Regions from separate parts of the Homo sapiens genome. Here region 1 is linked to region 2. The links are chromatin contacts, found by Hi-C or POLR2A ChIA-PET in ENCODE. All regions are on one chromosome and are shown on one strand. The core of a region is the stretch at or near the end of the contact, and the rest is flanking DNA. Distances in the headings are between cores, read along the strand shown. Region 1 overlaps FER (FER tyrosine kinase). Region 2 has its middle 48 kb from the start of LINC01023.

Evidence for each region. A loop is a pair of places that touch in the nucleus more often than their neighbours do. ChIA-PET counts read pairs that join two places held with the same protein, here RNA polymerase II (POLR2A). Pooled maps may share reads with other maps.
Region 1: a pooled map shows a loop between it and region 2 (1.8-fold over the local background). The contact joins two enhancer-like sites. A Hi-C loop is called at or near these places in 1 of 168 maps with a recorded cell type or tissue (natural killer cell) and 7 of 50 pooled maps. POLR2A ChIA-PET finds 5 or more read pairs at or near these places in 1 of 52 experiments (OCI-LY7).

What each region holds. Positions count from the first base shown.
Region 1 is chr5:109,102,908-109,107,910 of GRCh38, forward strand. The region is part of intron 17 of FER (FER tyrosine kinase); the gene reads left to right. Among named protein-coding and RNA genes, the nearest start is that of PJA2, 300 kb to the right of the region's middle. Within about 2 kb of position 2,809, at least 4 of the 41 ENCODE cell types and tissues checked have a DNase peak (open chromatin) inside an H3K27ac peak, as active enhancers do.
Region 2 is chr5:108,677,956-108,683,175 of GRCh38, forward strand. No RefSeq gene overlaps it. Among named protein-coding and RNA genes, the nearest start is that of LINC01023, 48 kb to the right of the region's middle. RefSeq lists an enhancer at 3,440-3,940. Within about 2 kb of position 3,904, at least 2 of the 41 ENCODE cell types and tissues checked have a DNase peak (open chromatin) inside an H3K27ac peak, as active enhancers do.

The DNA.
Region 1 (5,003 bases), core at 1,559-4,058, 420 kb after region 2:
AGCCTACATAGTTCTTTCTTTGGAAATAGTAGTTGCAATAGAATTTTACTTGATGTAGAGTTAAGACATAGATTATGTGTTTTTGCTCCTAAGAAATATGAAAGAAAAAAAATATAGGATTTACTACAGTGAACAGTTTTTTCCTCACTGAAAAAATTTTTAATGAATTAAAATAATGTAAAACATGATTGAAAGTTCCCTTTAGTTTTTCAGGTAATGAGGAAAGGTTCTAAGTCTCATTTTTATATGCCAAAACATAACAAAAATAAATGCATGTCTATGAATTACAAAGCCAAGCTTTGTGTCCAGCAAATTCTAGCAAAAATTTTAAATCTTCTTTAAATTTTATATGAATTTACAAATTTTATCCTGTTCACTGACGGGAGGTCACTAGAACTCAGTATATAGTTGAAAATATTTCCAATTGTCTCTTCCCAAAATAGTGTTTTTAACTTTTAAGGACACATATTCTTTCTTTAGCTTTGTTTTATTGTTTTGATATGAGAAGAGCAGTGTTTCATTATAGGAAAACAATTATGACAACTATAAAATGGAAAGAGGTTACTGCATTAAGAAATGACCTGCATTTGGAAGTGTTCTTGTTGTAATTTCCATTTAACTTCCAGAAGAGTTCTCTTGCTACAAGTTTCTAGTGGAAACTATTTCTGTTTACAGCTTGAGGATTGCTGTATAGTTGGAATTTTGGGTTAGTTTTAATCAACGGCATTTTATTTAAAACTATTCTGTAGGCCAGTGTGAAATTTTCTTTCCTACTTGTACTTTATGAACTGTTTGAAATACACTGATAAACTTTGTGGTGTGTGTATGTTTACTTACAAAGGTATGTTACTAGATTGTTAGATGTCATCTGTAAAGAATACTCTGATTTTGAAGTTAAGGGGAGTCAGGATTGACATACTTGATATTAATGGTAATGGCATTCATTTATGGTTTTATTCTTGATGAATCCTACTGCCAAATTTGTTTTTATTCAGGTTTATTTCTAAAAGTTGGCTTTGTGCCATTGTTCTTTGATATCTTCAGAAAGTAAAAGGAGGACACACTTTTTATTGCCATATACTTGAGTGAAAGCCCACAATTTATGGGGAGTTTGGGGAACATTTCTTAATTTCGTATGTCATTGTCAATATCAGAAAAGATATATTTTGGAGGGGTTAGGTAGAATATGATTTCTTTTTCTAATTTTCAACTCTATACTGATTCTCTTCATGTTTGGTTGCTCTAACACAGTGATTTTTGTTTATCATGGAGTAAGCTAACAACTTTACAAATTAAAGTATATTAGACCACATTTATTTTATTAATCAGTCAGAGTTTTGCTTATGCATTGAAGACATTGATATTTCCAGTGTTTCACAAATGTGGGCAGTTGACTACTCTATGCCAGGGGCTACCAAAATGAAGATTATAGTCACTGCCCTCAGATGGATAGAACAAAAGTTAACAATAATGCAAAGAGATAGTCAATTTTGTGATAAAATCTACAGAATTCTTTGGGAGTAATATCAAGAGAGTCTAATATGACCTGTCAGTATGGGGACGATGATGGGAATAATCAGGGAAACTTTGCAGAGGATACCCTCTGAGTGAGACTTGGTGGATGGGTGTGTCACTGAATAGAAGGAGTAAGAAGATTCCAACTGAAGGAAAATTGAAAGCAAAGTTACAATGCTTTGTAAGAGAGAGCTTGACTTAATTGTGGACATTTTGTTGAACGAATATGAATTTTAACTGAAAAAAGAAAACTAATTTGAACAAAATTTACAAAACCCTAAAAAATGTATAATCTCATGAAAATGTATATGAGACCAATATTTTTTTTTCTTTTTTTTGAAACGGAGTCTCACTCTGTCGCCCAGGCTGGAGTGCAGTGGCGCCATCTCGGCTCACTGCAAGCTCTGCCTCCCAGGTTCACGCCATTCTCCTACCTCAGCCTCATGAGTAGCTGGGACTACAGGTGCCCGCCACCACGCCCGGCTAATTTTTTTGTGTTTTTAGTAGAGACAGGGTTTCACCATGTTAGCCAGGATGGTCTCAATCTCCTGACCTCGTGATCCGCCTGCCTTGGCCTCCCAAAGTGCTGGGATTACAAGCATGAGCCACCGCGCCCGGCCAAGACTAATATTATTCTTAAGCTTCATTGGGAAAACTAATTTAGGAAGGCTAAGATTGCCAGGAAGAGAGTAATATTATATTTCATTTATATATTCTAGAAGAGATTGCCTTGTCCAGTGATTTCTAATAAGGATTACCTATGTGTACTTTTTTAGTTAAATGTAAGATACTGCTTCCAGCTTATATTTGTGTGTGTGTGTGTGTGTGTGTGTGTGTGTGTGTGTGTGTGTGTGTGTTTTGAGACTTCATATTTTATTAAGTAAAAGATTTGGTATGCTTCTGACCATTTACATTTTTCCCGATGATCTTTGAGGATTTATTTCTCTATTTTTGTACTGAAAATGATTACCTAGTGTCTGAGCTTTTCCTAAACTGTGAGTATACTGAAAAAGTATTTTGTCCTTGGTGCACCTTCAAATCATTTAAATGGTAAAATAAAGACAAAATAAATAAAAATAAAATAAAATGTTTTCTGTGACGTTTTGAACCCTTCATCATTTCTGTCACTCGTGATCTACCATATACTCAATTGAAGGCACTGTAAGACCACTTTAAGTAACTGAGACCCAGAGAGATTAAAGGAAGGTCACCTAAACAATTAGTGGCTGGGCCACTGCTAGGTCCTAAATGTGCTGACTCCATTCTGACACATTTCCTGTAATTCCAGTGCCAGTGTTTTGCTCTGTCTCATTCAAGTATTAGTAACCCTAACAGCTGGCATTTATTAAGGGCTCACTGAGTACTAGACACAGTTCTTCTAAGTGCTTTAGATGCAATGTCTGAGAATGTCAGCTTCCTGAGATCAGTGATTTTTATTCATATCGTTCACTAATGGATTCCAAAAGCCTGGAACAGTGCCTAGCAATTGAAGCTAAATGAATGAACCTTCAAAACAATAGCGGTACTATTGTTTAAGCCCGTTTTACACATGAGGAAACTCACAGTTAGGGAGTTTGAGTATCGTGCCCAAGATCATATTAAAAACAAGTGGTAGTTTCAGGATGTGAATCTCAGCACTCTGGTTCTAAGGCCACACACTGAATCTACTCTACTGCCTTGTACAACAGAGGTATCTTCTGATTACCTAGGAAAGTCAAGGCAGAAGGCCGAATGGTATTTGATGTGATGACTAAGCTTATATTTAACATCTGCACTCTGTAATGATCATGAGCAAAAACAGAAGAGGGTTCTGAAGGCTGTGAAACATAATTTTAGAAAGACAAACCAAGATGTTTTTATCATTTAATGAACAGTTGCTGAAATGCAGGAGCATTTTGTTGTTGCTTCTCTATTTAATAAGAGTTTGAATTTTTTTTCATTTTTATATACTGTTGTTTAGAATGCCCCCTTATGCTTTATCTGTTAATTAAACACACAGGATTAACATAGAGATGTGATAATCTCAGTTAGTTGACTAAGCATTTATGACTGATTTTCTTGTTCTGACATTTGATTTACAATTTTGAATATATTAAGCTGTATTTTTATTTTTAGCTTTGAAACCAATTTTGCTATAATACAGAGAGGACTGCTCAATAATTTTAAATGTATTAAGAATATATAGTCCTTCTTTAACCCTTTTTTCCTGTTACAAATTGGTATTTGTATATGCAGTGCAATTATCATACAAAGATAATGTAAGTGAACACCTTTATAAAAATTTTTTATCCTACTGCTTTATTCAGGGTAAAAATTTCCCACCACTAGTTTCACTCATTTTAATTAAGGACTTTTCCCTAAAGACACATGTGTAATATGTTTCCAGGAATGAAAAAAGAGACCTTCCTTTATGTTAGCCAATTAACATCTTGGCTTGGGTTAATGTACCAGCATATCTAGCTGCTACTTTAGAAAACAAAAATGAGAGATTTGGAGTAAAGGGTCAGAGGACAGTAGTTAACTATTTATGGTTACTGGTAGGAAAGATGCAGTATATGCAGAGACTGTTGAGGACTTAAGGGCAGTCCATTGAGCACACTGAAAGTCCTTGAGAGTGAGAGGAGAAGGAATGAAGGGAATAGTAGTACATTAAGGCTATTTCATGGTTTAGTTAGGGCTAGCCATGTCCTGTGTTACACAGATAAGATAGAAGAGAAAATTGGCTGATGTCTCATATTCTTCCTCATTTCTGACTTTTTTCCAGTCAATTACAATAAGTACATTTTGGATTCAGAATGTCAAAAAAGTGATCTTTTACATTAAACAATTACAAATGGTTACAGTTACCATTTTTCTTTTAGGGAATATTTGATTACAAGGAACAGAAACTAAGCCATAGGAGTTTTTCTTTTAACTTTTATTTTAGGCTCAGGGGGTACATGTGAAGGTTTGTTATACAGGTAAACTCATCTCACAGGGGGTTGTTGTACAGATTGTTTCATTATCCACGTATTAAGCCTAGTACCCAGTAGTTTCTTTTTCTGCTCCTCTCCCTCCCTCCACCCTCTACCCTCAAGTAGACCCCAGTGTCTGTTGTTCCATTCTTAATATTTATAAGTTCTCATCATTTAGCTCACACTTATAAGTGAGAATATGCAATATTTGGTTGTTCCTGTGTTAGTTTCCTTTATCATAAGGAAAGTTATGGGGTTATCTCACAGAACTCAAGGACTGAAAGTTCAGCCAGGCTTTGGAGTTCTTGAAACTAGTAACCGGGAAGCAGTCAGGGACCAAGGCAGGATCTCTTTTTGTCTTTCCCTGTGTGTTCATTTGGAGTTTCATTAATGCTTTTTAACGTGTTGCTGCTCATTTTCCCTTTCACCTTGAAGACTACATTCCTCCACTCCTCTTGCAAAGGGCCCTCAAATGACATTTAGGCTAATATAACCTGCCAGGCCCAGCATCTGCAGGTAATTAATTAGTCTTTG
Region 2 (5,220 bases), core at 2,654-5,153:
TGGTAAGTGGGTAGGTCAGAGCTTAGGATACATCTTGCTAAAGAAAAAGCACTGCTACAGAATTGATGTGGGCGAGACCCATATCACAGTAAGAGTTTTAGATGCCTAATACTGCAAGGCTGTCCATTTTATAAGTGAGAATGGAGGCTCACAGGGAATCCATATGGAACTACCGTCAGCACCAACAGAATCAGTCTGTACTCTGTGTCCTGTGAGGGAAACCATGGGATTCCAAGAGGAAAGACGTGAAGCACAGAGACATTTCTCCAACTCTTGGCCACAGAGCAGAAAGCCCAGTGAACTGCTGAATTAAAGAATGCCATTTGCATATGCACAGCTCTCTTTTTCAAACCTCAGTGCCTCTAACACCTCCCAGTCTTCCTCCCAGAAAACTGGAGCTGTTTCTTGCCCCCGGCTGGGACCTGGTTTCCCCCATGGTCTGGCCAGGACTGAAATAGTATCACTTGCCCATAGGTGCCGGTACACAGAACTGCAGAGAGTGATCAGAAACAGAACCCAACCTGCCTTTAGTCTAAAGGGGCATGGCAGAGAGTGATGATCAGGATTTGGGACAGTGGGACCAAAAGTGAGAGCAGGAGAGCTTTACAGAGGATTTCCAAGCAAGGGAGATAGTTCTCAGCAGCCTGGTGGTCATGGGTGGACATAGAGGAGAAAAAGAATCTAACTGAAAAACAAGTAATTTCTTCTCCTCCTCCTCCTCCTCTCCCTCTTCCTCCTTCACTTCCTCATCCTCCTCTTCCTCCTTCACTTCCTCCTCCTCCTCCTCCTCCTTCTTTCTTATATGCTCTTGTGGTGGTTTTAAAACACGTCCACAAATTCTTTCACACTTCTCCCACCAAGAGGTAAAGTCCATGGCCCCTCCTCTTGAAACTGAGTGGATCTTCGTGACTGCCTCAATGAATAGAGTACACTGGAAGTGACACTGAGTCCCTTATTGGCTAGGCTAGAAAAGACCAGGCAGCCTTGGCTGGTGCCCCTGGGATACTCACTCTACTCACTCTGGGAGCCTTTGGCCACTCAGTAAGAAGTCCAGCTGCCCTGAGGTTTCCTTGAGACCATGTTGGGGGGCAACATAGAGGGAGAGATACCCAAGGAACTCAACTGTTCCAGCCCTAGCTGCTGGAGTCTCCCCAGTACAACTACCAGCTATAAATGGTGGAAGGGCCTTCAAGATGACCCCAGGCCCAGCTACCTTTCATGGCATAGCAATAGATAACTTGAACAGAACAGCTCTCCGTAATAGGGGCTTTCATCTTTCTTTTCTCAAAAGGGCAGGTATCCTGGAGGTCTGAAGCTGTCTTTGCTCAGAAGGTTAAGTCTTTGTTTTCGAAAGTTTCTGTCCCTCTCTCTGTGTCTCTATCTTTCTGTGTCTCTGTCTCTCTGTCTCTCTCTCTCTCTCCCTCCCTCTCTCTAACCGCAGGATTGTGTGGATAGGGAGGGCTCTGTTGATTGAAAGAGAGGAGAGAACCCAGTTCTAAGTATGGACGCTTTCCAGAGCCTAGAAGAAGTAAAGGGGTGGTAGGTTCTTGTAGTTGACACTTGTGCCCTCCCCTACACAGAAACTCAGAAGGATGTCTGATGGGACTGGTGCAAGAATGCCTGTTTGCTGAGCACAGAATGCCTCAGTCTTTAGAGCCTCCTCAGAGGACCCAGTGGCTGACTTCGGTGCAGAGGGGCAGGTGCCACAATCAGCAGAGTGCCATGTAATAAGTACAAATAATGAGGATCTCAGTGCAACTATGATGAGCTCATACCAGGCTCTCCTCCCCAAGGTTTTTGGATAGCACAAGCTGCTTGGGACCCTTACATAACACTAGAGAAGAGGAAGAACTCCTAAACATGACTGATACTGAATTTTCCATTGTAATTTTTAATTAAGAAAAATACCCTTTATTGTCCCAAAGATTTATTAAATCAATCTCACCTGATAATATACATACATTTGTGAATGGTGAGATTACCTTAACCATCCCAAAGGTGTTTACTATCTTCATATGAGGTTTTGGTATTAATAAATCAAATGATTTCTTATTGATGAAAATTTTAGGCAATGTAAAAAATAGAAATTTTTAGAGTAATTAAGTCATGAGAAGGTGCTTTTGGGGCTTTGGGGGAATCCATTAAGCTGCCCTTGCTCTTGAGAGCATCCCCATTTCTTCACTTCTGAAATGACAAGATCTTTCAAAGCCCCAACATGGCTTGAGTGTTTGAAAGCTCTAGGATGATTTTTATTTGTTCTCTCTGATAGAAATGTCAAATGCAGGAGTTTGTGTGACACAAAATGTTTAGGCACACATAGCTGTTGCCATGAACAAAATCTTCTGTATACAAAGGAAGTATTCTGAACTGTTTCCATTTTAGTTTCCAGTAGCCTTTAAAATAACCAAATAAGATCAATCATTAGGGCTTAATGACCCAGAAACTAATGCTGGAAACATTTACTCTTTAATGATGTCTCCTCTTCCTTCCTTGGCCTCCCTAACTAACATAAATTCATCATTTGTCTGTGTCTATGAAGTAAGATCAGATTGACTGGGGGTCTCTTCTCAATATTTTTTTTTTACCTTAACCATGTACTGCAGTTGATCAGAGCAATTAACAGTGATCCAATCCAGACAGAAAGTTATTTTAAATAACCTGACAACCAATCTGAATTCCAACTCTATGAAGGAAACTTGGCCAAAATGTGTTTAGTGTGTTCAAACATAGGCACTATTCAAAATCAAAGCAGAAAAAAAATGAAACTCTGTTAAAAGTGGCTCAAGATGAAGGCATTGCAATTCCCATCTTGAGGGCGGCTGATGAGTTCTTTTCAAGGTGAGGTGTGCCCTAGCATGCAGAGAGGACAGAAAGGGATAAAAGGAACAAATAAGCAAACAGAATGTGCTCTCAGAACTCCCAGCTTGATTTCCTCAAAGAAAAAGTAGAAATAGATCAAATCAAAGCATTCTTTAAAGATGCTGAGGTGGCTTTAACTGACTAAAATGTAGCTTTAAAAAAATCAGTATCCTAAATGCCAGGTGATTAATAAAGGTCAAGCAGGCAACTTCCGGACTTTATCAGTATAAGCTTAGTCGTGTGCCTTTATTAGGAAATGATCAATACCTTCCTACTTAGCAATATTTTAGGGAATATTTTCCTATAATAGGTAAGGTTTTTAAAATATGAAGACAAAAGTGTAGTATAGTTACTTTGTTTTTCTGGTAGAGCTAAGGAAGTAAATGAACCTCACAATAGTCAGTTTATGCACCCAAGTGAGATTAATTGCTTTACTTACACCATTACATTATTACACAATTCTTGTTATGTGGGGTTTTAAAAGTCTTCACTGTTTAAGCTGTTTTCATTTTAGTTATTCTGTTATTTACAACTGAAAGAGAAAACTGGAGAGGTCTTTGTGAATCTCTACCATATTTTTTTATGACTTTTGATTTCAAGAACCAAAATTGAGGATAAACCTGAAGCAAACACTGTTGAAATGGCCTTTGCAGTACAGACTTCATAGGCTAGAGGGCACAATTGTTTTAGCTGGTCCAAGGCAATGGAAAGCAAAACCTAGTCAACTGTTTCTTACACAGTGACCTAGCAGTTTTAAAATTTGGACCAAGAACGTGAAATTGCTCCTCGCTAAAAATCCACATCTGCTGGAAGAAACAGTAGAATAAAATGTGCATTTTCTATAGTAGTTTTGGATGTTTTTTGCAGAGGTCCTGGGCTTGTGAGAAAAAATAGAACACTCCAAAAGGTCCTTTGGTTCAGCAAAATTTTCCTATCTTAGATTTATCAAGCTGTCCACTCAGTTTTCAATGTGGCCTTTTCCTTCTAAAAATAACATCCTCAGCCGGGCGTGGTGGCTCATGCTTGCAATCCCAGCACTTTGGAAGGCCAAGGCGGGCAGATCACCTGAGGTCAGATGTTTGAAACCAGCCTGCCCAACATGGTGAAACCCCGTCTCTACTAAAAATACAAAAAAAAAAAAAAAAAAAAAAAAAAAATTAGCCACGCGTGGTGGCAGGTGCCTGTAATCCAAACTACTTGGGAGGCTGAGGCAAGAGAATCACTCGAACCCGGGAGATGGAGGTTGCAGTGAGCCGAGATCACGCCACTGCATTCCAGCCTGGGCTACAAGAGCAAAACTCCGTCTCAAAAACAAATAAAATAAAATAAAAAATAATAACAGCCCCTCCCTCCAATGTTTGTATGTATATATGCATATAACGTACTTGACAAGGAACTTGGTAAATACTTGACTATCATTAGGAAATTACAGGGTTGATTCTAAGTAGTGAGATTATGTCTTCTATGAAAATGGTTTCTTTTTAAAATGTACACATATTAATAATTTTTTTTTCCTAAAGCAGTTAGTTAGTCAATGATATTGTGTGGCCTTAACATTGTCTCTGCCTTTATTTGTTCCCTTCCTGCTTAGGGCTTTCTGGATCTTCTTTGCTGTTTTACCTTTTTTAATATGAAATGCTTCTGGTTTCTCCTCCTCACATATCATGTATGACCCCAAGTCCCAGATTATTTTTCTCTTTACTCATTTCTTCTGCTTCCTTCATGCCAGCACACCCAGGCAGAAGGAGAGCCACAGGAAAAGTGACCTCCACACTCACAAATTCCTGCTTCATTTCATCATGTTTTTTGCCTCACAAACTACAATTCTTATTCCCAAATTCAAATTTTTTCTTGAGTGATAGTTGTCTTTCTCTTCTTTCTGCACACCCAAAGATCTCAAGTAGGATATTTGGGGACTGATGAAGGGGAGAACTCAAGGAAATGATTGGGGCCTCAAAGAAGCTTCTAGGCCAGGTGTGGTGGCTCATGCCTGTAACCCCAATACTCTGAGAGGCTGAAGTGGGAGGATTGCTTGAGCCTAGGAGTTCAGCGCCAGCCTGGGCAAAAGAAGGAGGCCCTATTTCCACACAAAAAAATTTTTAAATAGCCAGGCATGGTGATGGGTACCTGTGGTCCCAGCAACTTGGGAGGCTGAGATGGGAGAATCGCTTGAGCCCAGCAGGTTGAGGCTACAGTGAGCCGTGATCATGATCATACCACTTTACTCCAGCCTGGGCAACAGACTGAGATCCTGTCTCAAAAAAAAAAAAGAAAAGAAAAGAAAAAAGAAGAAGTTTCTAGATAAGGGATAAATGTCTCATTAGATATGATGTTAAATACTTTTTGAAGCCAATCTTTCCA